Regions from separate parts of the Homo sapiens genome. Here region 1 is linked to region 2. Evidence: read pairs that join two places in POLR2A ChIA-PET (ENCODE). Cell type or tissue: HepG2. All regions are shown on one strand. Links, peaks and the distances in the headings refer to the core of each region. The heading gives the core; the rest is flanking DNA.

Region 1 (5,368 bases), core at 318-5,317, 440 kb after region 2:
GAGTCCCTTTGCTGCCTCAGTACGTGGTACCTGTCTCTCTACTCCACGCTACACTCTTCTCACAGATCCTCAGTACGAGTGTCACATGAATCACATTCAATAAAGAACAGTGCCCAACAGTGTCAGGGACCCAGGGACAGATTACGGGCTTCTTAAAGTCTCTCCTAAGCCAATGCTGTGAAAGGCTGAGTCAGACATCAAGGAATAATTTTCTGAGAAGGTGAGAGACTGGTGTCTGGATCATCCCAGATCTCTCTCCCTTCTTCAAATCTCCAGCGGTAGAGCCCTCCCACACCTCGGGCATCCGTGTGCGGCATGTCTACCTTGCCCAGGACTCAGTCCTTTTCCTGCCTTTGCCTCTGTGTCTCTCGGGCACCTCTGTGTCCTGGAGGCCCGTGCCCCAGGTCTGGTTTGGAGGGAGAGATCTGAACCTTCAGTGGAGGGACCGACTGGAGCTTCCTGAGTTCAGAAGGAGGGGAGGTACCAGTCTCTGTGGGCACCTGGGAGAATCCTCACACCTTCCTTTCAGCCCAGGGGGATAGGTTGCATAAGGGGGGTTTGTACAGAACATGGTAAATGACTCAACCTCCGGATTTCCTCCTCTCAGCTCAAGACCACTGTCCCTTGACTTACTTTCAAGGTTCTGGGTGATGGGACCTGGGTTGCTTCAGCATGAAGCCCAGGCTTTGTTCCCACAGCTCTGAATTGCTTCTCCTCTCAGGCCCCCGCTCACCCAGTCAGGTCCTCAGGGCCGGTGCCTAGTGGAGCCTTCCTGACTGGCACCCAGTCTGGGGGAGTCACATCCCCGTCTCCCCACTGTGATCCCAGCGTGACGTGCAGCAGCTGAACACATCCCAATCCTCTGCATCAGATCATATTCCAGGGGTGTGAGTCAGAGCCAGAGGGCACACTTCCTGAAAGAGGCTTTCAATCTGACCTCAATTGGTTTTGGCCAACGTAACTTATTCAACAAGTATTTGTTGAGTATCTTTTCTAGGAATGAGACAAGTTCTCAGCAGAAGGAGTAGGAAGAAAAAGTCAATAAACAAGTGTGCTGAATGTCTTCCTTTGCCCCTCCAGAACCCTCTCCACCCTTCATCACCCTACACAGTCCCCAGGTGGATGCCTCCCTACATCAACCAGCCTCTCATGGGGTGGGGGTGAGACTGGCAGGAGGAGAGTGGTGGGAGCCCCCTGCTGACCGGCGCTCTCCACAGTCCCTCCCAAAGGATTCCTGGCCCTCAGGCGCCCCCCGTGCTGGGCTAGCCCAGGGGACTTCACCACTCCAGGAACTTTCCCCAGATACTGTTGGTTCACATCTTCATAAAGCACCTTAATTAACTTCTCCTGCTTACTCCATTTGAATAGCCCATTGGGGAAACCACATAAACCAACAGGTAGGGAGGCTATTTTAGCTGGGGTGGCCGAGAAAGGTATCTCTGAGGAAGTGACATTTTAGTTGACACTTCAAAAATTTTGAGAAGGAGGCAGGTATGTCTTTGAGTGTAAGGGTGAACAGAGGGAAGGGTAAATGCAAAAGCCCTAAGGTGACCGAGAGAAAGGAAGCCAGGAGTAGATGCTGAATGAAAGAAGGAAGGAGAGGATAAGTAAGAAAAAGATGCACCTTCCCTCCAGAATGGGGCTGCAGGGGTTGCAAATGACTATTTTCATTCCCTCTGTCAAGGAGGATGGTGCCTAAGAAGCCGGGGCAGGTGGAGAGCAGGGTTCTCTCTGCCCCTGGATTCAGCTTCCCTGCCCCTTGGTCCTCCTGGCACCTTTACCACAGTAAGGTTGTCCCCACTGGGGAAGGAGATGACAGAAAGGAGCCCAGGGAAGGGCAGTTAGCCAAACCCTGCCTGGGGAAAGGCACCAGGACCGGGGACTCGATAACGTTTGAAAACCAGCAAATCAAGGTCCAAACAGCACACGCATGCAGTCCTATTGCTTCAGCGCCCACAGCTCAGGCCCACTTTTCTTTCTGGAGCAGAACTGGGGAGCAGAATGAGACTCCTGAGCTGAGAGACAGGATCTTAGGCCACAGGGAAGCTGCAGAGGAGAAGACAGACTGTGGGGAGACACTGCAGAGGGAGGAAGCTGCCCAAGGTGAGTCTGCCAAGGTCAGTCAGCGGAGGCAGTGGCTTGTGAAAGCTGCCCCCAACCCCCCTGCTCGGTGCACACCTCCCCACCCCTCTACACAGATTGCCACATGCCTGGGCCCCCAGGGCCCCCATCCCAGTGTTGCAAGATCCCGGTTGGGGTTGTGGGTGGAAAGGGGCCTCTTCACCTCCACCCCCTGCCGTGCTCCAAGCCAGTGAGGGGACTATGGGATGAAGGGGGCTGTTCAGGAGACGCTGAGGCAACAATAGGCAGGGCTGGCTGAGAGCCTGTGCGTCTCCTCTCGGACAGGCCAGTCACTTCCCATCACCCTCACCAGCACCCCCCACCCCCCGCAGACAGACCCCTCCTCCCGACTCAGCATGAGCTGCTCCAAAATGGGAGTGGCCCAAGCTGGACAGAACCCCTGGCTGACCTCTGTCAGCTGCTTCCATAAGCAGGCCTGGCCTGGCCTCAGAAAACCTCAGTGGCATATGAGAAATTCTCCCCAAGGGGAGAGGGTGTGGGTTTTCAGAGGAAAATGGCTACAACTTAACTTTATCAAAATGGCCATCAATTCTGACTTCAGAGAGCAATGGAAAGGTCCCAGGGCCTGGGAAGGGGCAGGCTTCTTGATAGGGAAAGACCCACCACAGAGCTGTAGCCTCTTGCTTCTCTTTTATTATTTATTTATTTATGTATTTATTTTAGGTCCAGGGACAGACTAGATTTTTCCCTTAGATTTGCTTCCCTTTTAGAAGAAACAGGGTTCTAGGGGTAGGTAGAGGCAAGCCACACATAGAATGGATCCATCCCCTACGCCCCATGAGCTAAGCTTCACCCTGGAGTCCTAAACTGTCCAAACCCCTATTGCTCACCACGCCCCCCCCACCACCACCACCACACACACACCTAGCACTGTCACCCCTGGCCAGGCTATCCAACCTTGCTGCAATCGGGACGGTTTGCAAAACGCCTTCTAGCTCCCGCTTTGTCACCATCTGAGGTTAGGACTGTACTCAGGAGATAAGCTCAGGCCCCACCCGCTCGTCCCCAGCGAGACTGCTGGCCTGCTGCAATCGGGACGGTTTGCAAAACCCCTGCTGGCTGCAGCTCTGTCACCATCTGAGGTTAGGGCTGCACCCTAAGATAAAGCCTAGCTCCTCCCTCCAGCCCTGCCTTCAAACCTCACAGGCAGCATGGTCCCAAGAAACAGAGCTCCTGGGAGCCCACTCAGGGTCTGGAAGCATTACACCAGTGCAAAGACCCCTTCTCCTTGGTCCTCCCCTCACCCCTTCTCCCCTCCATCCCCAGCCTCACCTTTGCATACTGTCCTCATTACCATCCTCTCCTCACTCTCCATCTACTCACCTTCTATCTTCTATCCTCACGCTTCCATCCCTCACCTCCCTCCTGCCTTCTCACCACATTCATTTACTCAAAAAATACATACTAAACACCTACTTGAAGCCAAGCACTTTGTTATAGAAGCTATGGGACACATAAGGAGAACAGTCCCTGCCCTTTGGGGGTTTATAGATTAGTGAGAGTGACAAACATAAGACCACAAACAAATTGTGGGCAGTGTCATCTAGCAAAAGTAAAGGGGTGACTGATGGCCGATATTAACATGGGTATCTGATTTAAATGTGAGGGTCGGGAAAGGCTTCTTTGAAGGGATAACATATCGGCGGATATCTAAATGATGAGTAGGAATTCATCTGGCAAAAAGTGGGGGTTCCCAACAGAAAGAAAAGTACACACAAAGGTTCCCAAGCAGGTCCTTCTCATTCACTGACTGAAGGCTGGGGGTGCAGGGCAAGATGCTGGGAAGAGGCAGAGAGGCTTGAAGAGGCTGAGGCCAGAAGCTCCCTTAGATGGGATTCAGAGCATCAGAGGGAGAACCAGCCTTCCAAGGGAAGAAGACGTCTCCTCTTTTTTAACAAGAAACAGAGGAGATGGCAACAGAATCAAATACAAATAGGTTTGTAGCAAGCCGGGGCTGTTCCTATCTTATGGCTTTTATTTTCACCATGAAAGAAGAGATAACCAAAAGTCACTGAGCAGGAGGGGAGGCTGGAGGTTTGAAAGTATAAAATCCAGCCGGACGCAGTGGCTCACGTCTGTAATCCCAGTGCTTTGGGAGGCTGAGGCGGGCGGATCACAAGGTCAGGGATCGAGACCATCCTGGCTAATACGGTGAAACCCCGTCTCAACTAGAAATACAAAAAATTGGCTGGGTGTGGTGGCGGGCACCTGTAGTCCCAGCTACTCAGGAGGCTGAGGCAGGAGAACGGTGGGAACCCAGGAGGCGGAGTTTGCAGTGAGCTGAGACCGAGCCACTGCACTCCAGCCTGGGCAACAGAGTGAGACTCCATCTCAAAAAAAAGAAAAAAAAGAAAGAAAGTATAAAATCCTAGTTGGTGAGGGTAGAAGAGGGAGCTCATTGCTGAGCTTTCTGACTTGAAAGCGCCCAACTGAAGCTGACGATGACCACTTTAGAGTGACATGTCCTCTGGGATGATTTTGTCCAGTGGTCCTTAGGTGCTTGAGAGCAAGTGCGGAGAAGACAAATGTTAGGTCCATCTAGAGTTGAGACTTAACCAGGGAGATGAGATGGAAAGGACAGACAGGGGAGAGGAGTTGAAGGCATTAACAAAAGGGGATTGCAGTGGTGAGCCTGGAACCTAAGGCAGAGAAGGTGAGATGTGAAGATGGGAAGGGCTGTGGTTCCTCATGAGCTTAATAGAACAGCTGCTGGGTGCCAGCTTGAGCAAACCACCATAAGGAAAGGAGATTCTATCAGCGTGGGATGTTTGATTCCGTTATTTCATAGGTGCTGCAGTTTCTGGTGGTGATAAGGCTCTGGGTATGGCCCTGGGAGAGGCTCACTAGGAGGAATAGAGGAGATTGTTAGAGACAGAGGGTGAGGGAGCTGAGAGGCCAGCCTGCCAGGGGGAGCATCCATATGAATGATGACCCCACCTGGACGACAGCTCTCCTCCTACCAGCCTCTCTCCACAGTCGATATTTCTGTCATCTCCACCCAGTTCCTCATCAACATCCTCTCTCCTTATCCCTAATTTCCTACCACCGCACCCTTTTCCTCTTCTTCATCCCATCCTCTCTAACTTCTGTTCTTTTGTCTAATCTCATCCTCTCTTATCCTCCCATCCTCTCTAACTTCTGTTCTTTTGTCTAATCTCATCCTCTCTTATCCTCCCATCCTCTCTAACTTCTGTTCTTTTGTCTAATCTCATCCTCTCTTATCCTT
Region 2 (5,368 bases), core at 153-5,152:
TGGGCACATAGCAAGGAACTCAGTGTATGTTTGCTGAGGGGGCTCAAACAGCACTGCAGGGCTGTAAGGCCCCATGGGATGCACAATTCCTAGTGTGGATGAACTGTCTACAAGGGAATTATGCTTAGGAACAAATCTGCCAAATCATGCCCCACTGTCTCACATAACTATAATGTTATTGTCCTTTACAAAAAGCCAAAAGGACAAATTAAAAGGATCTAGGTAATTGTAAAACAAAAGGACAAGACTGGTTGGACTCTCAGTGTAGTGGGCAGTGCATCAGTCTCATGATCTGAAGATCCTGGGTCTGAGCCTCCCAGAGGGCAGCTTTTGTAAAAAGGCTTACTTTTTACTCCTTGTGGAGGAGTGGTGACTGAAGAAGAAGAAAAAAAAGAGATTGGGGGAAGGAAGAGTCAAAGCAGGGAACTGAGAAATGAAACTGAAGGAGATCTGGCTATAGGTATGAGAACTAAATGAGGCAGGTTGGCTGGAATTAGACACGTGGAAGGACTAGATCCAAATTAGCTACTGTTAAAGAGAAAACGAGATTTCACAGAACTGTAAGCAAACTTAGAAAATTGCTAAAACAATTCCCATTACAAAAATAATCCAGGCCAGGCACAGAGGCTCACACCTGTAATCCCAGCACTTTGGAAGGCCGAGGCAGGCAAATTGCTTGAGTCCAGGAGTTCCAGACCAGCCTGGGCAACACGGCAAAACCTTGTCTCTATTAAAAAAAAAATTTTTAATCCGGAGGCCCTCCCCCACTGCATGGTCCAGCAGGTGCCTCCAAAAGAGAAAAGTGGGGAGCAGGAAAAGCACAAAAGGGCCTGTCTCCCTCACCAAGCATGCTGCTGAGCCTGTGGATCTTCTCTAGGGCAGTTGGTACTTCAGCCTCCTCATGCACCAGGGCCTCTACCTCACCCACAGCGTAGCCAAAGTCGGCTGTATCCAAGTCCACCCTGAGCTGTGGCTCCTCTTCATCAGCTCCCAAGAGCACCAGCTTCCAGGCACTCCGCTTAGTCACAAAACTAGCTACTTCCTGCAGCCCCAGTGGGCCCAGCACAGCAGCCACATCTCCAGCCCCCAGGCCGTCAGCCCGCAGCACCTTACAGAGTTGGGCCACAATTGTAGGTTCCGCTGTGAGTTCCTTATACTCCGTGTGGGGTCCTAAGACACCTGCTGCTCCAGGACATTTGAGCTCCCATCCACTATCCTCTCGTCGTCGCAGCCAGTGGTCAGCCTGCATGAGGCTCAGCTCAGGGGTGTCATAGTAGGTGTCTCGGAAGGTGACCCGGTACTCCAGGGTGCCCCCCAACTCCTGCAGCCGCTCCTCTGTGCCAGGCCCTGGAAGGAACTTTCGCTCCACCTCAATCAAGCCCTGGGCCATGCTACCTGCAATTGGCTGAACAAACGTTTGCTGAGTTCCCAAGGATGCAAAGCCTGGTGCTCAGCTCCTGGGGCGTCAACTCAGTACAGAACCCCTCCCTGGAAAAACTTATGAGGGGCACACTGTGTCGCAATAGTCTCTAGGGCTACTGCCCTTTTCTCTCTACCTCGGTGACATTAAGGCCCCGTCGGTGATATTTTAAGGCTCTGACAGTGACAGGTCTCCAGTAAAATCCCTTCCACTGCTGCTGATGTCCTCAATCCAAAGAGACCCCTAGAAAGCAGGCCGGGTAGCGGGTGTCCTTTCAACGCCCCCCTCTCTACACCTTGCCACCCCAGGAGGCTACTGGCTCACGACCCGGGAGGACCTGCCCTTTCCTGCTACACTACCGGCCAGCGGAACTTCAGGTCTCACCTCAAAGCCCGAGAGTCTCCTCGCGGGACCCACAGAGGGGGAAGGGAGCCCACGCCATACACTCGCGAGGAATGCCGGGAGCAGTTCCGGATCCCGGACCTCGGCCCGACCCTCCGCGCGCCCGGCAGGTCCCGGCACCAGCGGCCATATTACGCCCGTTGTGGCGGTGCCGAGAGCAGGCCAGGGCTCGAGACACGCGCTATGTAATGGGAGGCCGCGACCCCCGCGGTGGCCAGGGGAGCGAGGCCGCCCCTTGCATTCTGCTCCTCATTGTTGGCCCCGCACGGCTCCCGGGGGCTGGTACAGGTCTCATGCCTGAGGCTGAGCCAGGCACCCCGAGGCGCGGATGCATGATGGGAGATGTAGTTCCAAAGGGAGACTTTGCCATCTCGCCCCGCCCGTCGCTATGGCGACAGGAAAGCTGCACTTGGTGCCTGCGGTACTCTACCTAAAGCTGAACTGGGGCTACAAGGCGGCGGGGAGAGTCGGGTGCAAGGAGCTCAAGCCCCAGTCCCGTCTCCAACACCCCCCGCCGCACCCCCAACGCAGGCAGATGGGCCTGGAATACAAGCCATTCACACCGTCCAACAGATATCTGCTATAGCAGCCAGCTAAGCGCAGGCCAGTGGCAATGGTGGCGAGGGGGGTTGGGGTGGGGGGAGGGAAGGGGGCGGGGGCAGCGCGTAATAAAGTCCAGTTTAGCTACTCTGGAGTTTTAGAGGGGATCTAATACCTCCTGGCATGAACGTTGAGGGTAAGAGTGGGTGAGAAACTTTCTGTCAGAGAATAAAGTGGTATTTTGGCCAGGAACTAAAGATATGATGGTATTTCAACAGTTGGAGACCTAGATGGAGACAGGAATAGCCTAAGCAAAGGCCCAGAAACTGGAGAGCACCTGGGTGGTACGTAAGGAGAAGACGAGGCTAGAAATGCAGTTGAGGGAAAAGCCTTGAGTGCTAGACTGAGGAGTTTGTCAGAGTTTCCAGCGGTCCCTAAGCAGTTTTTGTCAGGTGTAGAACTACTTATGTTCATTTAGAATACAGAAAGGCCGGTGCGGTTGCTCACACCTGCAATCCCAGCACTTTGGGAAGCCGAGGCAGGTGAATCACCTGAGGTCAGGAGTTCGAGACCAGCCTGGCCAACATGGAGAAACCCCCCCGGCCCGCCGTCTCTACTAAAAATGCAAAAATGAGCCGGGCATGGTGGCGCGTGCTTGTGTTCCCAGCTACTCCAGAGGCTGAGGCATGAGAATTGCTTGAACCTGGGAGGCAGAGGTTGCAGTGAGCTGAGATGGCGCCACTGCACTCCAGCCTGGGCGACAGAACGAGACTCCATCTGTCCCCAAAAAAATAAAATTCAGGAAAACATGGGGGTTGGCCCTTTGAATGCTTTGGGAGACAAAATATTAATAGAGATGATTCCTTCTTACTCCCTCTGAGGACTATGGTTATCTGGAGACTCTAACTATATGTCTGACCTTCCATGTGAGGAAGCTCCCTGAGGAACCGTGGCTCTTAACTCCTGGACTCCTTCCTATGATGGGTGAGAAGTGCCATGTTCTCAACACCTGCCCTCTCACCAGTATGTTTCTGGAAATACATGACCAGTGAGAGGTATTATAGGGAGAAGGACACTGGTTTAAAGACATGGCATTTTGGCCAGGTGTGTTGACTCACACTTGTAATCCTAGCACTTTGGGAGGTCGAGGCAGGAGGATCATTTGAGGCCAGGAGTTTGAGACCAGCCTGGGCAACATAGGAAGACCCTGTTTCTACAAAAAAAAAAAAAAAAAAATTTTAATTAGCCGGGTGTGGTAGTGCATGCCTGTGGTCCCAGCTGCTCAGGAGGTTGAGGCAGCGGGATAGCTTGAGCCCAGGAGGTCAAGGGCAGTGAGCTACGATCCTGCTACTGCCTGCACTCCAGCCTCGGCAACAGAGCAAGACCCTGTGCATAAATAAATAAACAAATGGCATCTTGAACTTGGAGTAGCTTGGGTCAACCTCTGTCCCCACTCCATGTTAAGCACTGTTGGTTAGGGAGAGAAGAAACCCCAGCTCCTAAAGCCTGCTTTTCATCCATCTTTTGCTTTCCGGTTTTGTTAACCTGGGATGAAGACCTAATTTTTCCTTATGTTATAAGATCCAATCCAGTGGGGCAAAAGCAGCAGCTTATTTGAACAGAAAGACCAGTTTCCGGAGCCAGACCTGAGGTCGACTCCCAGCTTCACTTTCTAGATGTTTGGCCTTCCGCAAGCTACTCCACTTTCCTAAGCATCTGCTTTTTTTTTTTTTTTTTTTTTTTTTTTGAGACAGAGTCTCACTCTGGCGTCTCAGCTCACTGCAACCTCTGCCTCCTGGGTTCAAATGATTCTCCCGCCTCAGCCTCCTGAGTAGTTGGGACTACAGGCACGTGCCACCCCACCCTCCTAATTTTTGTTTGTTTGTTTGTTTGAGACGGAGTCTCGCTTTGTCGCCCAGGCTGGAGTGTAGTGGCGCCATCTCGGCTCACTGCAAGCTCCGCCTCCAGGGTTCATGCCATTCTCCTGCCTCAGCCTCCCAAGTAGATGGGACTACAGGTGCCCACCACCATGCCCGGCTAATTTTTTGTAATTTTAGTAGAGATGGGGTTTTACCCTGTTAGTCAGGATGGTCTCGATCTCCTGATCTTGTGATCCACCCGCCTCCACCTCCCAAAGTGCTGGGATTACAGGTGTGAGCCACCACGCCCGGCCTGTTTTTGGTTTTGAGACGGAGTTTCACTCTTGTTGCCCAGGCTGGAGTGCAATGGTGTGATCTTGGCTCACCGCAACCTCTGCCCCCCGGGTTCAAGCGATTCTTCTGCCTCAGCCTCCCGAGTAGCTGGGATTACAGGTGCCCACCACCACGCCCAGCTAATTTTGTATTTTTAGTAGAGACAGGGTTTCACCATGTTGGTCAGGCTGGTCTCGAACTCCTGACCTCAGGTGATCTACCCACCTCAGCCTCCCAAAGTGCTGGGATTACAGGAGTGAGCCACCATGCCCGGCCAGCCTCTGCTTTTTCATTGAGAAAATGTGGCCTGCCTCACAGTTACCTGTGAGGATTCAGTCATAAACTGTCACATAGTATAAACTCAAAATGTTCATTTATCTCTCCTTTTTGTCATGTGAACTTCAGGGTTTTGTTGTGTTGTTTAAGAGAAGTAGGCTATAGCAGTTAGTATGGGCCCTGGAGCCAGACCATGGAGGTTTTTGAGTCCTGGCACTGTCACTTACTTATTGGCCATTGGACCTTGGGCCTGTTAATTCACTTGTTTGTGCCTTAGTTTCCTCAATAAATGAGACTATAATAGCATCTACCTCATGCTTGAGGTATTGAGAGGAGTAAACAATGTATGTAAAAGTGCTTGGAACTGTCCCTGTGCATTCAAGAAATCTTAAAAATTATTATTAGAATACAGGAGCGGCCGGGTGAGGTGGATCACCCCTATAATCCCAGGACTTTGGGAGGCTGAGGCCGGTGGATCACCTGAGGTCAGGAGTTCGAGACCAGCCTGGCTAAGATGGTGAAACCCCCGTCTCTACTA

What was found. Peaks named below come from ENCODE experiments on the same cell type or tissue, not always from the same donor. Only the 100,000 strongest peaks of a DNase experiment are listed, where the experiment ranks them.
Region 1: POLR2A ChIA-PET joins it to region 2 with 9 read pairs; 2 of 35 experiments call an interaction of 5 or more read pairs at or near these places.

The regions. Positions count from the first base shown.
Region 1 is chr14:23,110,684-23,116,051 of GRCh38, reverse strand. No RefSeq gene overlaps it. Among named protein-coding and RNA genes, the nearest start is that of CEBPE, 5.9 kb to the left of the region's middle. RefSeq lists enhancers at 87-1,286, 1,452-2,170. In HepG2, for the core only: a CTCF peak has its summit at 1,200 (motif pointing left); a DNase peak (open chromatin) is centred at 891; H3K4me3 peaks cover 685 bases; H3K27me3 peaks cover 4,849 bases.
Region 2 is chr14:23,552,780-23,558,147 of GRCh38, reverse strand. It overlaps THTPA (thiamine triphosphatase), which reads right to left and starts at 1,877. Exons shown (of 2, transcript NM_024328.6): 1 at 844-1,877. The coding sequence starts at 1,390. It also overlaps a transcript of ZFHX2 not described here. RefSeq lists enhancers at 835-884, 1,745-2,004, 1,563-2,497. In HepG2, for the core only: no CTCF peak of the experiment used is centred there; DNase peaks (open chromatin) are centred at 1,847 and 2,167; H3K4me3 peaks cover 1,752 bases.